Regions from separate parts of the Homo sapiens genome. Here regions 1 and 3 are each linked to region 2. Evidence: read pairs that join two places in POLR2A ChIA-PET (ENCODE). Cell type or tissue: MCF 10A. All regions are shown on one strand. Links, peaks and the distances in the headings refer to the core of each region. The heading gives the core; the rest is flanking DNA.

Region 1 (5,508 bases), core at 1,167-3,666, 66 kb after region 2:
TGCAGAGACTTTATGTATAACCTTCACCCAGCTTTCCCTAATGTTAATAATTATGCAGCCATAGTTAAATGATCAAAACCAGAAAATTAACTTAATTCACACTGGTACAATACTATTAAATTACAGACCTAATTTGAATTTTATGAGTTTTCTCCCTTGTGTCTTTTTTTTTTTTTTCTGTATGTTCTGATTCAGAATCCCATGTTGCATTTAGGTACCACTTGTCCGACTTCTCCAATCTGAGAGATTGTCTCACACTCTGCCTTCTATGACCTTGACCCTTTTGAAGAGTCAGGGTCAGCATTTTGGGAGGCCGGGGTGGGTGGATCACCTGAGGTCAGGAGTTAAAGACCAGCCTGACCAACGTGATGAAACCCCATCTCTATTAAAAATACAAAACAATTAGCTGGGCATGGTGGCAAATGCCTGTAATCCCAGCTACTCGGGAGGTCGAGGCAGAAGAATCGCTTGAACCAGGAGGCAGAGATTGTAGTGAGCCAAGATGTTGCCACTGCACTCCAGCCTGGGCGATGAGTGAGACTCTGTCTCAAAAAAAAAAAAAAAAAAAAAAAAAGATTTAAAAAAAAACACTGGCATCTGGCAGGTCTCTCCACTGTACACCTACTATGTTTTCTTTTGTGATTGACAGATATCTTGGAGGAGATACACTGAGACTATGCTAATATCCTGTTTTACCTCAAACTTTCACCCAATGATTTTAGACTACCAGTAGATCTTGTCTGCAACAATTATTATTGTGCTGTCCACCCAACAGTGACTTTGTATTTTCCTCATTTCTCCTGCATTCATTAATTACAATTCTCCTGTAAGGTAGAAGTATCACTTCTCCCCCATTTATTTATGTATTTATTCATTCACTTATTTATTTATGCTGATATATATGGACTGATGGATATTTATTTTATTCCACTAGTTTAGAATCAAATATTGTCATTATTTTCTTGGTCAAACTGTTCCGACTTTGGCCATTGGAAACTCCAATGGTGGGCTCTTCATCCTTTTGACTCTGTCATTGGGGAGTAGCTGTTGTTGTTTTGAGTCCTTCTTTATTTTCTGATATCACAAGATTTTCATGCTCAATTAGATTTTCCCTGACCCAGACCTGGAATCAACCACTTTTCCAAGGAACTCTATGAACCAAGACCTTCTAATGTAAACCTCTTGTGCTCCTTCCATTGGCTCACGTTATATCTGAAACAATTTAGACTTGAACCCTGTACAAAGTTTTTCAAAAATATACTGCAAAGACAGGTGGAGTCTGTACTTGTTGAGCTTGTTCCAGTCGTCAAACATAGTTTATGTTACTCCCAGTGCTCCTCTGTCCACCCTATTTGTACCACCAGCATGATCCAGACATGAGGAAGATGAGAAGCTAATGGAAGTAGATTAAAGCGTAGACAAGGGTATAGATGTAAACAGAGATGATGTGGATACAGATGACGAGATGGATAGGGAGGCTGGGAGAATCTCTAGATGGAACTCAAATATGCACAGCTAAATTCTTTTTTCTTCATCACTATGCAAATAAAAAACACAAAGCTTTTAAAAGCAAGTCCAGAATTTTTGAAGTTTACATTTTTCTGCCTCTTTTGACTCTGCCTGTAGGGAAAGTGCTCTCTGTGACTTCAACTTTTCTTCTCTCTCTCCCCCCACCTCAAGTTGCCTCTGTCAGCTGTCTGGGCTGGTTTATGGGGTCATGGCAAACCTGCTTCTCCATGAGTCTCACACACTCACTGGGTGTGTATTATTATATGCCCTGTGTTAGGGATGAATAAAATTAAACACATGAATGTTAGATAAGAACCGAGTTAAATTCACGGAAATTAAGAGAAAGACTGGAAACAAACAAAAAACTCTAGATTTCCAATCTTTCCATAAATAATAGGACTTTACAAAAAAAAAAAACCTAGAAGAACTATTCCAAATAGATGAGTATGAAATGTCTGCAGTAAGTCCTATCTTCCATTTCAGAATCCAAGAACACTCGAGAGTAACAACTGCACAGTTTCCTGGGGTATGTTATGAGTACAGGATTGTTTCTCTGCTTTATGCACAGTAATTCCATACATTTTCTATAAAGATGACACTATACTTTTTCTATATCCTTGTCAGTGTGTGTGCATGTATGTGCATGGTGTGTGTCTTTGACAGAGATAGAGGAAAAGGGGGAAAGAGAGAGAGATAATGTACTAGTTTCTTATTTTTACAGGAAATTTAAGACATGTCAGCACAAATCTAGACTGAGACTGACTCATTCGGCAGGAAGAATATGTCTACATGCCAGAGTAAGCAGAAAATGGGGTGAGATCTCAAGAAAAGGGAGTGGGAAGGCAGTTTACAATTTAAGATATGAATAGAGGTGGCTTATTAAAATTATTTTCAGCCGGGAAGAGGTGGGTGGCTCACACCTGCATTTTGGGAGGCCAAGACGGGTGGATCACAAGGTCAGGAGATCAAGACCATCCTGGCTAACACTGTGAAACCCCGTCTCTACTAAAAATACAAAAGAACTTAGCTGAGCTTGGTGGCGAGCACCTGTAGTCCCAGCTACTTGGGAGGCTGAGGCAGAATGGCGTGAACCTGGGAGGTGGAGCTTGCAATGAGCCAAGATGGCGCCACTGCACTCCCCCTTGGGCAACAGAGCGAGACTCCGTCTCAAAAAACAAAAATTATTTTCAATTTCTCCTAGTCATGTTGAATTTTTATCCTGACTTCCACAGTGCTTTTTTCAAACTATCTAGAAAATTTCCTCCTCCCGTTTGATTCCAACAATCATTGAGCCATTAAGTCTAACGTATTCTACCTTCTCTACATCTTGTGCACTCATCTCCTCCTTTCTATTCCCACAGGTACCCACCTGATCTCAGCTCACTGCAACCTCTGCCTCCCGGGTTCAAGAGATTCTCCTGCCTCAGCCTCCTGAATAGCTGGGATTACAGGTGCGTGCCACCTCGCCCAGCTAATTTTTGTATTTTTAGTAGAGTTGGGGTTTCACCATGTTGGTCAGGAAGGTCTCAAACCCCTGACCTCGTGAACCGCCCTCCTCGGCCTCCCAAAGTGTTGGGATTATAGGCGTGAGCCTCAGCGCCCGGCCTTATTTTTGGTTTTGTTTTTGTTTCCTTCAAGCGAACTCCCTCACCAAGTGTTGTCTGGACTGCTATAGTCTTATTCTCATTCTGGACTGCCTCTGAATTATTCACCCCTTGAAACTCATCCTAAGCATGTTCTCTTACTCAATAAGAGCCAGCTGTTTCTCTCTTCGTGCAGCCAGCAAACCTTGTGTTAACCCATTCTATAATTCTGCCCTGAACGTATTCTAATTAATAGTTTACATACTTTTCTCCCCTACTTGACGGAGACTGTGAGCTTCTTGAGGAGTGGGGATTGTGTCCTTATTTTTGTATCCCAATGCCTAACAGTGTCGGGCAAACTAAGTGTTTGGTCAATGAATAAAAAAATGAACATATAGGTGGAGGGTTGTGGCTCACGCCTGTAATCCCAGCACTTTGGGAGGCCGAGGTAGGCGGATCACGAGGTCAGGAGATCGAGACCATCTTGGCTAACACGGTGAAACCCCGTCTCTACTAAAAATACAAAAACTTAGCCGGGCTGTGGTGGGGGTGGGGGGGGGCGCCTGTAGTCCCAGCTACTTGGAGGCTGAGGCAGGAGAATCACTTGAACCCGGGAGGCGGAGCTTGCAGTGATCCGAGATGACGCCACTGCACTCCAGCCTGGGCGACAGAGCAAGACTCCATCTCAAAAGAAAAAAAAAGGAACATATAAGTGGGTGAATAAATGAAAAAATCTACTCAGTACACTGATGAAATATTAACTAGTAAACTACTCACCATCAATCCCAGCAAACGTTTCTCCCTGGGGCCAACAATGTATTACATGGAAGATCGTCTCCCTTAAGAAGAGTCTTACAAGCTGTAGTTTCTCTTCTACAAATAAATTATGTTTTTCAAAATATCAAGAGTTATGCTTCATTTTTGAAGAAATTTATAGTTATTGGGCCTCATATCTCCATCTAGTGAAGCAAATTGGTAATACACCAATTAAGATACCCGGGTATGAATATAAGAAACACAGTTGTGAAAAAATTATTTATAGAAAATTATCCTTCCTTTTCCAAGGTTCAAAAACCTTGAATTGTATCTACTTTATATTTTCTGGAGTTCAGCAAGTTCTTTCTTTTCCGGATAGCCTATTTCTAAATATCTGGACAGTGTCATGCTATTGGAAAATATATGGGTGTATAGAAAACTTACGATTAGCTTGTTTTTCACCACTTTTAAATCAAAGAACCATTGATATTTGTTAACATGAATGTTATTTAGATATGTTATAGAATAATATGAATAAAATTTTTGTAAATTATGCTAACAATCCTACCAATTTAACAAATATTTATAAAGGATTTTCTATTTTTGCTTTTTGTTTTGTTTTGTTTTGAGATGGAGTCTCACTCTGTCACCCAGGCTGAAGTGCAATGGCGCGATCTCGGCTCACTGCAACCTCCGCCTCCCGGGTTCAAGTGATTCTCCTGCCTCAGCCTCCTGAGTAGCTGGGATTACAGGTGCCCCCCACCGTGCCTGGCTAATTTTTGTATTTTTAGTAGAGATGGGGTTTCACCATGTTGGTCAGGCTGGTCTCAAACTCCTGACCTCGTGAACAATCCACCTTGGTCTCCTAATGTGCTGGGATTACAGGGGTGAGCTCCTGCGTCCGGCCTCTTTTTTGTTTTTGTTTCCTTCAACATTTATTTTAAGTTCTGGAGTACATGTGCAGGATGTGCAGTTTCGTTACATTGGTAAATGTGTGCCATGGTGGTTTGCTGCACAGATCAACCCATCACCTTGGTATTAAGCCCAGCATCCATTATCTGTTCTTCCTGATGCTCTCCCTCCCTGCATCAGGCCCTCCCCGCAACAGGCCTCAGTGTGTTTTGTTCCCTGCCATGTGTCCATGTGATCTCACCATTCAGCGCCCACTTATAAGTGAGAACATGTGTTGTTTTGTTTTCTGTTCCTCTGTTAGTTTGCTGAAGATAACAGCTTCCAGCTCCATCTGTGTCCCTACAAAGGACATGATCTCATTCCTTTTTATGGCTGCATAGTATTCCATGGTGTATGTGTACCACATTGTCTTTATCCAGTTTATTATTGATAGGCATTTGGGTTGATTCCATGTCTTTGCCATTGTGAATAGTGTTGCAATAAACATACAGGTGCATGTATATTTATGACAGAATGATTTATATTCCTTTGGGTATATACCCAGTAATGGGATTGCTGCGTCAAATGCTATTCCTGCCTTTAGATCTTTGAGGAATTGCCATACTGTCTTCCACAAGGGTTGAACTAATTTACATTCCCATCGACAGTGTAAAAGCTTTCCTTTTTCTCTGCAACCTTGCCAGTATCTGTTGTTTCTGGACTTTTTAATAATTGCCATTCTGACTGGCATGAGATGATATCTCATTGT
Region 2 (5,508 bases), core at 1,651-4,150:
ATGCTGTGCCTGAGACATCCCACTTTAGTTTTTGTTTTCCAAACCTGTCACTGACTCTTCATTGTGGTGACAGATCCTCTGGTTCCCCCATTGCTCAGCCTCAGGTTTATTTTGAGGGTAACTCAGTGTCTGACTGCCCAAGTCTTTTAGGGGTTAGTTGGACCATTGTGTAAGCTTGTTTGTATGTCTCACCTCTTTCTGGTTGGTACTTACTGTCTCACACTGCTCTGGCAAACTTGTACACACACACACACTCTCTCTCTCTCTCACCTGGCTAAGGCTTTTAAAATTATGAAGATAAATAATCTGTTTCACCAGCTGGAGTGAGTTGCAAGGAAGATTGCTGGAGCTACTCAATCTAGCGCTAATGGTTTGGATTCATTACTGCAAACCTACATAATTTAACATATTTGTTTACTTTAGTGTGACAACTGATGAAAAAAAATGGAGCAATCTGAATTGTATAAAATAACTTAAGAAGGAAGAAAAGTGATATATAAATATATTTTGCAAATGTCACATTAATTTAAAAATGAGTATGATTGATTTTATTTTTAAAGTGGGCATTCTTCACTGTTTCGAGACCTTTGTATGTATTTGTGTATTTTTATCTTTTTTTTTCAGGCCATTATTATAAGGTGTTATTTTGGCCCTCTAATGTAGAAGTTATGTTTAAATACAACCAATCAGGCCCTAAGTGCAAAAAAGTTCTGTCTTGGTGCTTATCACTGGTATAATTATTATTTTTTTGTTTTCCTAACTTTGCTCTTAGGAGCATGAGCCTCTTTGTAGCTTTATGGTAATGCAATATTTCTGGTCATTTACTGTCAAAAAATTTTTTTACATTGTGTTAGTGAAGACTGTGTTTTCAGGGTTAAATGATTGGTATCAATGTATATAGAGTAAAATTATTGCAAAATTTAAAAATGATTTTTCTTGGCATTCTTTTTAAATACTCTGAAACATATATGCAAATGAGAAACCTTTAATCATACTAAAGCCAGTTATGTTAAGAATTTTTCCTTTGGATTTTATAATTAAGAGTTGCTTATAAATACTTATGACATTGAGCTCTTACTGTTTTAGTTGTCTTAAAACAATGGGACATGTCATGAACTGGTTTCTTTTTTTAAAAAATTCTTGATGTGAATTCCACTGTTACCTGACCATGTATATTCAGATGAATGTACTCTTTCTTGTTCCTTGTTACCAGATTAATCTGAGAGAATGTGGATTCATCCTGTCATCTTTCTCATACTCAAATACTTAAAATGGTTCTTTTGCCCAAAAGTCTCAGAGTCTTCATTTTGGTACAGTGGAGTCACAACTTGTAAGGTGGTTAGGTTTTAAAGACCGTGCCTAAGGACAAAATTGAGCATGCTCAGAATGGTCCTTGAAAATCTCCTAAATTACCAATAAATTTCTCTTTGTAGTCTTAAAGTTTAAATCCCTGTGGAGTGATATGTAGGTATGAATATATTATGCTTATATTAAGTACAAAAATACAAACTGCATATCAAGAGATTCTTATAGCATTAATAATTTCCATGCATGTGTCTTTTTCCAGTAGGTATGGTTGAATTTATGTAAATTTATTGCTAATCCCATCCCTTACGATCTAGAGTATAAGCTGCGCAAGGGCAGAAGTTTTTATCTGGTTTGTTCATGGATGTATTCTAAGAGCTGAGAACAGGGCCTGGACACAATAAGCATTCAATAAATATTTACTGAATGAATGAACTCCTACCTATATTCCTATTTATAATTTGGCTCCACTTTATCCTACTTTAGCTCCCATTCAATTCAATAAAAAAAACATTTTTTTGAACACATAGCAATTTTGTGTGAGCAGTTTTGTTGGGCACTGGTAGTGGGAGGGGATACAAAGATGAATAAGATACAGCTGTGTCCTTAAGAAAAGGGAAACCTAGTTGGGGAAACAGACATGTAAGCAACTTTCACTGAAGATGGAATGAAGTAAGTGCCATGGAAGGGGCATATGTGCCATGGAAGGGGCATATGTACCATGCTGGGGAAGACAGAAAAAGGAGCCCTTAGTCCTGGTGGAGGGCTTTGGAAGGGAAAGGAAGAACCTGGTAAACTAGGCTCACAAAGACCAAGAGATTGTCAGTAAGTGGAAGGTGTTGGGAAAAGGGAACAGCAGAGGTGTGCCCCTTCCTGCTCCTGGATATTTCCCTTGTCTGTCCAAACCTTTCTTTACTTCTTCCCACTCACCTCCCCTCTCCCACGCCCACCCCCACCAATCTAAATTATACTTTGCTCAATCCTGCCTGCATCAGAAATGTTTCCAATACACAGCTCTATTATTTCTAAACTCTACAAGAGTTACTGTCTTTTCCATATGCTTAACTATATTTTGTCTTGTTCTCTTAAATGTTGTCTTGATACCATAAGAAAATAGAGAAACTGGGTTTAAGTTCAAAGACTGTCGTGTAACATTTCTTTTGAATTCTCACTGACCTAGGTCAGTGACTACATGGTAGATTCCTAGTAAAGTATTAACTGAATTGAGTGATTTTTGAATTATAGTACTGAGTCATGCACGAGTTGCCTAGCAGACCAACTCTGTCTTTTACCCTCTTCCCAAGAGGTTTCTCAACCAGACTTGTCAAGGCTTAGCCTGTCTGAGTGAGATCTGCTCTGTCTTACTCAAATATGGCATGGGCCATGTCCATGATGTGGAAAGCACTCCAGAGTAGTTGTTATACACATGTAAGTTCTTGTTATTACAGTGTGGAAATTGAGCCATTCGTCTTCTTCCTTGTGTCCTGATACGAAATCATGAGTCAGTTATAGCTTTCATCTCAGAGCATTACCCAGAGACATAAAAGCTCTCTCCATTTGTATAAACGGAGTTATTGAGATAATGTATAAATTTTATACAATTTGCACAAGATTACTAGATCAGTCACTGACCCAGAAAGAAAACTGAAGGTATTTTGAGAGCCAGAACAGTTATAGTTCAATACTGACCATACCACTGTTTGTTTGAAAGCATTTTTTCCTTTGATTTTTATATTGCCTTCTTTTAGAAAACGTTAAACTATATCTTTTTTTTTTTTTTTAGTAGAGACGGGGTTTCACCATGTTAGCCAGGTTGGTCTCGATCTCCTGACCTCGTGATCCGCCCGCCTCAGCCTCCCAAAGTGCTGGGATTACAGGCGTGAGCCACCGCGCCCGGCCTGAAAACGTTAAACTGTATCTTAACTGTCCAATAAAGACAGCAGTACAGTTTGGCAAGAATTCTAATGGAGACAAAATTGACCAATCAGTTCAATAAAGCTGTTATTTAAAAAATGACCAAGCATATTGATAGAGCCACTTGTACCTGGATTTCCTCCCTTGAAGAGTAGCTTTTTGGGGAAAAAGTATGTGCCTGAAAGATTAATGCAGAGAAAGCTGCCTCCGATATGTTTCACTTAATCACTATAATATTTCACAATAACTATTATATGCTTTCTACAGTGAAGGGAAGGAGGGATTAAGAAATCTACCCAGATTTGCAGTGTCAGGGCTGGAATTTAATCTAGGCTTATCTAAAAGTGTATCTTTTTACTTGTATGCAGTGTAAGGAGGAGGTCCAACTTCATTCTTTTGCATGTGGCTATTTGGTTATGCCAGCACCATTAGTTGACCATTAAATGGTCTTGGCACACTTGTCAAAAAACAATTGACCATATGCTTGCATATGGGGTTTTTTGTTTTAAAAAGTAATTTTTAAAAACTCAATTGACCATAGATATGAGTTTCTGAACTTGCATTTCTAGCTATTTATCTATCTTTTTGCTAATATCACACTGTCTTGATTACTACTGCTTTGTAGTAAGTTACTTTTTTTTTTGAGACCGACTCTCACTCTGTCACCCAGGCTGGAGTGCAGTGGCACATTCTCGGCTCACTGCAACCTCCGCCTCCCGGGTTCAAGCAATTCTCCTGCCTCAGCCTCCTGAGTAGCTGGGACTACAGGTGTGTGCCACCATCCCCAGCTAATTTTTTTTTTTTTTTTTTTTTTTTAGTAGAGATGGGGTTTCGCTGTTGGTCAGGCTGGTCTCAAACTCCTGACCTCAAGTGATCCGTCTGCCTTGGCTTCCCAAAGTGCTGGGATTACAGGCATGAACCAGCCTGTAGTAAGTTCTGAAATTGGAAAGTGTGAGTCCTCCAAATACGCTCTTCATTTTCAAGATTGTTTTATCCTGTTCTGGGTTCCTTATACCCCCATATAATTTTTTTTTTTTTTCAGACAGGGTCTGGTTCTATTGCCCAGGCTGGAGCGCAGTGGCACAATCTCGGCTCACTGCAACCTCTGCCTTCTGGGCTCAAGCAGTCCTCCCGCCTCAGCCTCCTGATGGCTGGAACTACAGGTGCACACCACCACACCAGATAATTTTTGTACTTTTGTAACTCCAATGCCTGCTCTTTCCACTGAGCTTTTGCTTTTAAAACTGAAATGCCAGGGAGTGGGTGGTATGTATTTGAAAAAGAATCCTAGTGTAAATTGGTGAATGGAAATTAGACTAGATAATTCTACTGGCAGTGAAATTGGATGATCACCTTAAAGTCTTCTTTGAAACTTTGGATGGATTTAATTAGTATTGCTAGAAGTAACTATTTGACAAGATTGGTTGGTCTCACTCTGTCATGTAGGCTGGAGTGCAGTGGCGTGATCACTGTTCTCTGTAGCCCCAACCTCTCGGGCTCAAGTAATTCTCCCACCTCAGCCTCCAGAGTAGCTGGGACAACAGGTACATGCCACCACACCTGGCTAATTTTTTATTTATTTTATTTTTTGAGACGGGGTCTTACCCAGCCTGTGCAGTGGCATCATCTTGGCTCACTGAAGCCTCCACCTGGGTTCAAGTGATCCTCCTGCCTCAGCCTCCCAAGTAGCTGGGACCACAGGCACGTGCCATCACAGCCGGCTAGTACATTCTATTTTTGGTAGAGACAGGGTTTTGCCATGATGCCCAGGCTGGTCTTGAACTCTTGAGCTCAAGCGATCCACCTGCCTTGGCCTCCCAAATAATTTCTTATTTATTGTGGCGATGGAGTCTTGCTGTTTTGCCCAGGCTGGTCTAAAAGTACTGGGCTCATGCAAACCTCCTGCCTTGGTTTCCCAAATTGTTGTGATTACAGCCATGAGCCACTGCACCTGGCTGACAATATAAGTTCTTAGAAAATTTTATACCTCTGGTAACATATAAGTAAATACTTGTGCTACCTTTTTAAAAATGAAGTGATAGAGTCAAAGACCTGCAAATCACATATTTAAAAATTTTTTTTTAAATGAGGTACAGTTTACAAACTGTAATGCACAGATCTTCAGTCAGACAAGTTTTAACAAATGCTTAGTAAATCCATGTAACTCACACTCCAAACAGTAGAACATATCTGTCGCCCCCTAAAAGTTTCCTGGTGCCTCTTTCCTGTCATCGCTCTCCAAAGGCCACCACTGTGCTTTGATTTCCATTACCAGATATTAGTTTTGCT
Region 3 (5,508 bases), core at 2,012-4,511, 59 kb after region 2:
ACATCCAGGAAATCATTGTCAAATCCAGGGTAATACAGCTTTTCTCCTATGTTTTCTTCTTATCGTTTTTATAGGTTTAGGTCTTATGTTTAGGTCTCTGATTCGTTTTCAGTTAATTTTTGTATACGATACGAGGTAAGGGTCCAACTTCATTCTTTTGCATGTAGATATTCAGTTTTCCCAGCACCACTTGTTGAAGATATTGTCCTTTCCCCATTGAATGGTCTTGCCACCCTTATCAGGAATTATTTAATCTTTACATCCACTTTGTGAGATAGATGTCCTCAGATGAGGACACTGACACCCAGAGAGGTTAAATAGCTGGTCCAAGGTCACATTGAGTAAATTGTGGAGTCAAGATTATAACCTAGACTAAAGTAAAAACTTTTGTGCATCACAGGACACTATCAACAGAGTAAAAGACAACCCACAAAGTGGGAGAAAGTATTTGCAGATCACACATCTGATAAGGGATTATTACCCAGAATATACAAAGAAATCTGAGAATTCAACAACAAAAAAGCCAAACAATCCAATTCAAAAATGAGCAAGGAACTGAATATATGTTTCTCCAAAGAAGATTGATAAATGGCCAACAAAAACACCTGAAAAGGTACTCAACATCTTTAATCATTAGGGAAATACAAATCAAAACTACAGTGAGCCTCCTCTTCACACCAATTAGGATGGCTGGTATCAGAAAACAGAAAACAACAAGTGTTGGTGAGGATATGTAGAAGTTGGAACACTTGTATATTGCTGTTGGGAGTGTAAAATGGTGCAGCCTTGTGGGAAAATAGTATGGCAGTCCCTCAAAAAAGTAAATGTAAAATTACTATATGATCCACTTCTGGGTGTGAATATATAAAAGCACTGAAAGCAGGAACTCAAATAGATATTTGTTTACTGACGTTTTTAGCAGCATTATTCACTGTAGGCAAAAGGTGGAAATAATGTTAATGTCTACTGACGAATGGATAAACAAAATATGATATATACATATAATGGAATACTATTAAGCCTTAGAAAGGAAGGAAATTCTGACACATGCTACAACATGGATGAACTGTAAGAACATATGCTCAGTGAAATAAGCCAGACACAAAAGGGCAAATATTGTATGCTTCCACTCATATGAGGTACCTGGAAAAGCCAAATTTATAGAAAGAGGAAGTAGACAGGTGGTTGTCAGGGGTTTGGGAAGGGAAAAAATGGGAGTTCATGTTTGATGAGTAAAGAGTTTCATTCAGGAAGATGAAAACGTTTTGCAGATGGATGGTGGGGATGGTTGCAGGACAATATGAATGTACTTAATGCCACTGAATTGCACATTTAAAAATGGTTAAATTGTAACCCACGCAATTTCCTCCACAGCCTACAGTCTTAACCACAGTATTATAGCTGCCTTTCTGGTGTGCGTCTTCTTACAGATTTACAACTAACATTAATGTGGTGGGTGCCCTGGCAAATCCACTGAGATGTCCTCTTCAGCCTGACTATATAGAGGTCCAGTCTGACTTGCGCCTGCTCAGTCTTTTGGCTTTGTCTTCTGGATCCCAGGAGCCTGAGGCAGGAGAATCACATGAACCCGTGAGGCGGAGGTTGCAGTGAGCCGAGATCGCGTCACTGCACTCCAGCCTGGGCGACAGAGCGAGATGCCATCTCAAAAAAAAATTAAATGTGATAGTAGATATTGAGCATCTTGTAGACTTTTTGCTAAACATAGCTTTTAAATACACACATTTATTTTTACTCCTGCTGAAACCCTGCCAAAATGACAATAAAGAAATACAAAAAGGCATGCATGCCCAAGCCCAAGTAAAATGGGAAAAGTAGAAAACAGTGAAGAAAAAAAAAAAAAAAAAAGATGTCACCAAAGTGTTAGAGAATAGAAATTGAATGGAAGCAGAGCAGATACTGAATTAGTACTCACTGTTCCACTCTGACATGACCCCACTGATTATTTACAGGCAGTGTCTGTTCTGTGCTCCTGCACCCCTTGTAATTAAATATTTTCGTGGTCACCCCTCAACAGAGGAATGGTAATTGAGTTCGCAAGTTGAAACCTAAACCTAAGAAAGCTAAACCTAACTGCCTGAGGAGAGGGATGCCAAAGAGAGGGAACCAATTTGTTCCAGAGAGCACCGGGCAAGTTCAGGATTTGGTATCACCAAACATCATGCAGAGTTGGAGTGAGGAGGAAAGGCTCAAAACAGGGAGATTTAGATTCAGAATCAGAATTCTTATCTGCAACTCTGAAGTCAAATAAGACAATGAAACAACTCTTTCAAACTGTAGGAGAAAATGTTTTCCAATGAGGTATTCAGTATCAATTAAACTATTAATCAAAACATTTTTAGATATGAAAGGTCTCACAATTTTACTTTCTATGTTCTGTTTCTCATTAAGTTACCAGATAATGTGTCCTATGAAAATGGGAGACAGAGAGAGAAAGAGAGAGAAACAAATTTCTGTTGTTTTAAACAATCCAGTCTGTGGTACTTTGTGTTATGGCAACCCTGCAAACTAATACAACAGGGTTAGCAAACAAGCCTCAAAGTTTCATTTGCAGAGCATATCTTATTCTTTAGACTGTATATTTAGTTGGAAGCTTTGATAAGAGGATGATGGAGATTTTAGGAATGATTTAAGCCTCCCGAAACTGTCACTTGGTATTACCACTGGCTAGATCCCAAACTGGATGAGTCCAGTGAAATGAATGTGTTTTAAAGTTATTTCACATGCATAAGCTTGTTATGCAATATATTTTAGGGCAGTAACATCTCTACACCACTGTGTAGTAAAGACCTTGAGTGTTTCTCTATTTCATCAAAGAGGCAGATATGAAGCCAAGAGAAGTAGGTCTGTGAGCCCATACTTCTAATAAAGCTTAATAAGACTGGCTACAGTAAGACATCACTCATTGATATCTCATGTCTCTGTTTTAGGTCTGAATTTTTGATACTTAAAATAAAATGATTTAATGTCTTTTTCTACCTCATTATTTGCTTTTAAATTTACCAATTCTCCTTAGCCTAATTTCTTTTAGCTGTCCTGGAAAGACCTCTTTCAATAACTCACAGAAAAGCATCAGCCCCATCACCGCCACAAAAAATAACAAATTAAGATTTCAGAATTATCACTTGGTAATTTACTTGAATTTTTTATTGTTTTGTTTTTTACGATGAATATTCGTTTGTTTTTGTAGATGCCATAAGCTCAAATTCTACTTCCAAAATATGTTTCAATTTGCCCAGGTCTTTTCATCTCTACCCTAATGCATGTCCATCTCTCTGAAGATTTACTACAGGAGCTTCTTCTGTTCTCTTTCTTTTCTTTTTTTCTTTTCTTTTCTTTCTTTCTTTTCTTTCTTTTCTTTCTTTTTTTTTTTTTTTTTTTTTGAGAAGGAGTCTTGCTCTGTCGCCGAGGCTGGAGTGCAATGGCGCAATCTCGGCTCACTGCAACCTCCGCCTCCCGGGTTCAAGTGATTCTCCTGCCTCAGCCTGCCGAGTAGCTGGGATTACAGGCACCTGCTATGATTTCCAGCTAATTTTTGTATTTTTTTTTAGATGGAGTCTCACTCTGTCCCCTGTCTGGAGTGCAGTGGTGCAATGTCGGCTCACTGCAACCTCCAACTCCCTGGTGTAAGTGATTCTCCTGCCTCAGCCTCCTGAGTAGGTGGGATTACAGGAACGCACCACCACGCCCAGCTAATTTTTGTATTTTTAGTAGAGACGGGGTTTCACCATGTTGGCCAGGATGGTCTCGAACTCCCGACCTCAGGTGATTCACCCACCTCGGCTTCCCAAAATACTGGGATTACAGGCATTAGCTACCGTGCCCAGCCCCTTCCCCTTTTATATTTGCATTCCCTCCACAGAAAATAATGAACCATATGACTCTACTTCCTAAAAGTATTCATCAAGCGCACATGCTTAATGTGGCCTACTAGGCTGTCTTTTTTTTTTTTTTTTTTTTCTGATAAGGAGTCTTCCTCTGTCGCCCAGGCTGGAGTGCAGTGCCGCGATCTCGGCTCACTGCAAGCTCCGCCTCCCGGGTTCACGCCATTTTCCTACCTCAGCCTCCCGAGGAGCTGGGACTACAGGTGCCCGCCACCAGGCCCGGCTAATTTTTTGTATTTTTAGTAGAGACAGGGTTTCACCGGGTTAGCCAGGATGGTCTCCATCTCCTGACCTCGTGATCCGTCCACCTCGGCCTCCCAAAGTGTTGGGATTACAGGCCTTAGCTACCGCGCCCAGCCCTTTCCCCTTTTATATTTGCATTCCCTCCACAGAAAATAATGAATCACATGACTCTACTTCCTAAAACTATTCATCAGGCGCACATGCTTAATGTGGCCTACTAGGCTGTTCTTCATTGGACTCCAGCCATCCTCCCCTCCTACCACTATTCTTTTCAAACACTGTACTCTAGTCACATGGTCTCAGGTTCTTCAATACACCAAGCTGTTTCCTCCTCAGGGCCTCTGCACATGCTGTTCCTCTTACCTACCATGCTCTTTTCTCCACTGTTTAGTCTCTTCTATAATTATAGTTACATTTCACTTGTTTTGTCTATAGGTTAGAAAAGTTAAAAGCCAATAAATAGCGTTTAAGAAATTATTTTGTGCATATGAGTCATTATAAAAACAAGTAGTGGTCGGGCGCGGAGGCGCAGGTCTCTAATCCCAGCACTTTGGTAGGCCCAGGCGGGTGGATCACAAGGTCAGAAGATCGAGACCATCCTGACGGTGAAACCCCATCTCTACGAAAAATACAAAACGTTAGTTGGGCGTAATGGCGGGCGCCTGTAGTCCCAGCTACTCGGGAGGCTGAGGCAGGAGAATGGCGTGAACTCGGCTCTTGCAGTGAGCCGAGATCGCGCCATTGCACTCCAGCCTGGACGACAGAGCGAGACTCCACCTCAAAAAAAAAAAAAAAGGTAGTAAGATTGGACCCTTTAAATAAATAAAAATTCCACTCTGCCCGGGGCGGTGGCTCACGCCTGTAATCCCAGCACTTTGGGAGGCCGAGGCGGGCAGATCACAAGGTCAGGAGATTGAGACCATCCCGGCCAACACGGTGAAAACCCGTCTCTCCTAAAAATACAAAAAAATAAGCCGGGCGTGGTGGCGGGAGCCTGTGGTCCCAGCTACTGGGCAGGAGAATGGCGTGAACCCGGTAGGCGGAGTTTGCAGTGAGCGGTGATCGCGCCACTGCATCCAACCTGGGCGACAGAGCGAGACTCCGTCTTAAAAAAAAAAAAATTCCACTGTTAAGTATTTACCCAAGAGAAATAAAAGCGTATGTCCACAAAAAGACTTGTACTTAAATATTCATAGGGCTATATTCCTAATAGCCCCAAGTTGTAAACAACCCAAATTCTGTCAGCTGAAGAATGGATAAACAAAGTGTACTATATTGTACAGTGTACTATTAGTCAACAAAGCAAGAGAACCTTGAATACATGCAACAATGTGAGCCTCCAACATAATATATTGAACAAAAG

What was found. ChIA-PET counts read pairs that join two places held together with the same protein. Peaks named below come from ENCODE experiments on the same cell type or tissue, not always from the same donor. Only the 100,000 strongest peaks of a DNase experiment are listed, where the experiment ranks them.
Region 1: POLR2A ChIA-PET joins it to region 2 with 11 read pairs; 3 of 35 experiments call an interaction of 5 or more read pairs at or near these places.
Region 3: POLR2A ChIA-PET joins it to region 2 with 11 read pairs; 3 of 35 experiments call an interaction of 5 or more read pairs at or near these places.

Annotation. Positions count from the first base shown.
Region 1 is chr13:52,342,023-52,347,530 of GRCh38, reverse strand. It overlaps LOC105370207 (a long non-coding RNA gene), which reads left to right. Exons shown (of 3, transcript XR_007063810.1): 2 at 2,231-2,306; 3 at 2,871-2,960. Among named protein-coding and RNA genes, the nearest start is that of LINC02333, 10 kb to the right of the region's middle. In MCF 10A, for the core only: no CTCF peak of the experiment used is centred there; no DNase peak of the experiment used is centred there.
Region 2 is chr13:52,408,932-52,414,439 of GRCh38, reverse strand. VPS36 (vacuolar protein sorting 36 homolog) reads left to right here. Exons shown (of 14, transcript NM_016075.4): 14 at 1-1,834. Among named protein-coding and RNA genes, the nearest start is that of THSD1, 5.5 kb to the right of the region's middle. In MCF 10A, for the core only: no CTCF peak of the experiment used is centred there; a DNase peak (open chromatin) is centred at 2,669.
Region 3 is chr13:52,350,535-52,356,042 of GRCh38, reverse strand. No RefSeq gene overlaps it. Among named protein-coding and RNA genes, the nearest start is that of LINC02333, 19 kb to the right of the region's middle. In MCF 10A, for the core only: no CTCF peak of the experiment used is centred there; no DNase peak of the experiment used is centred there.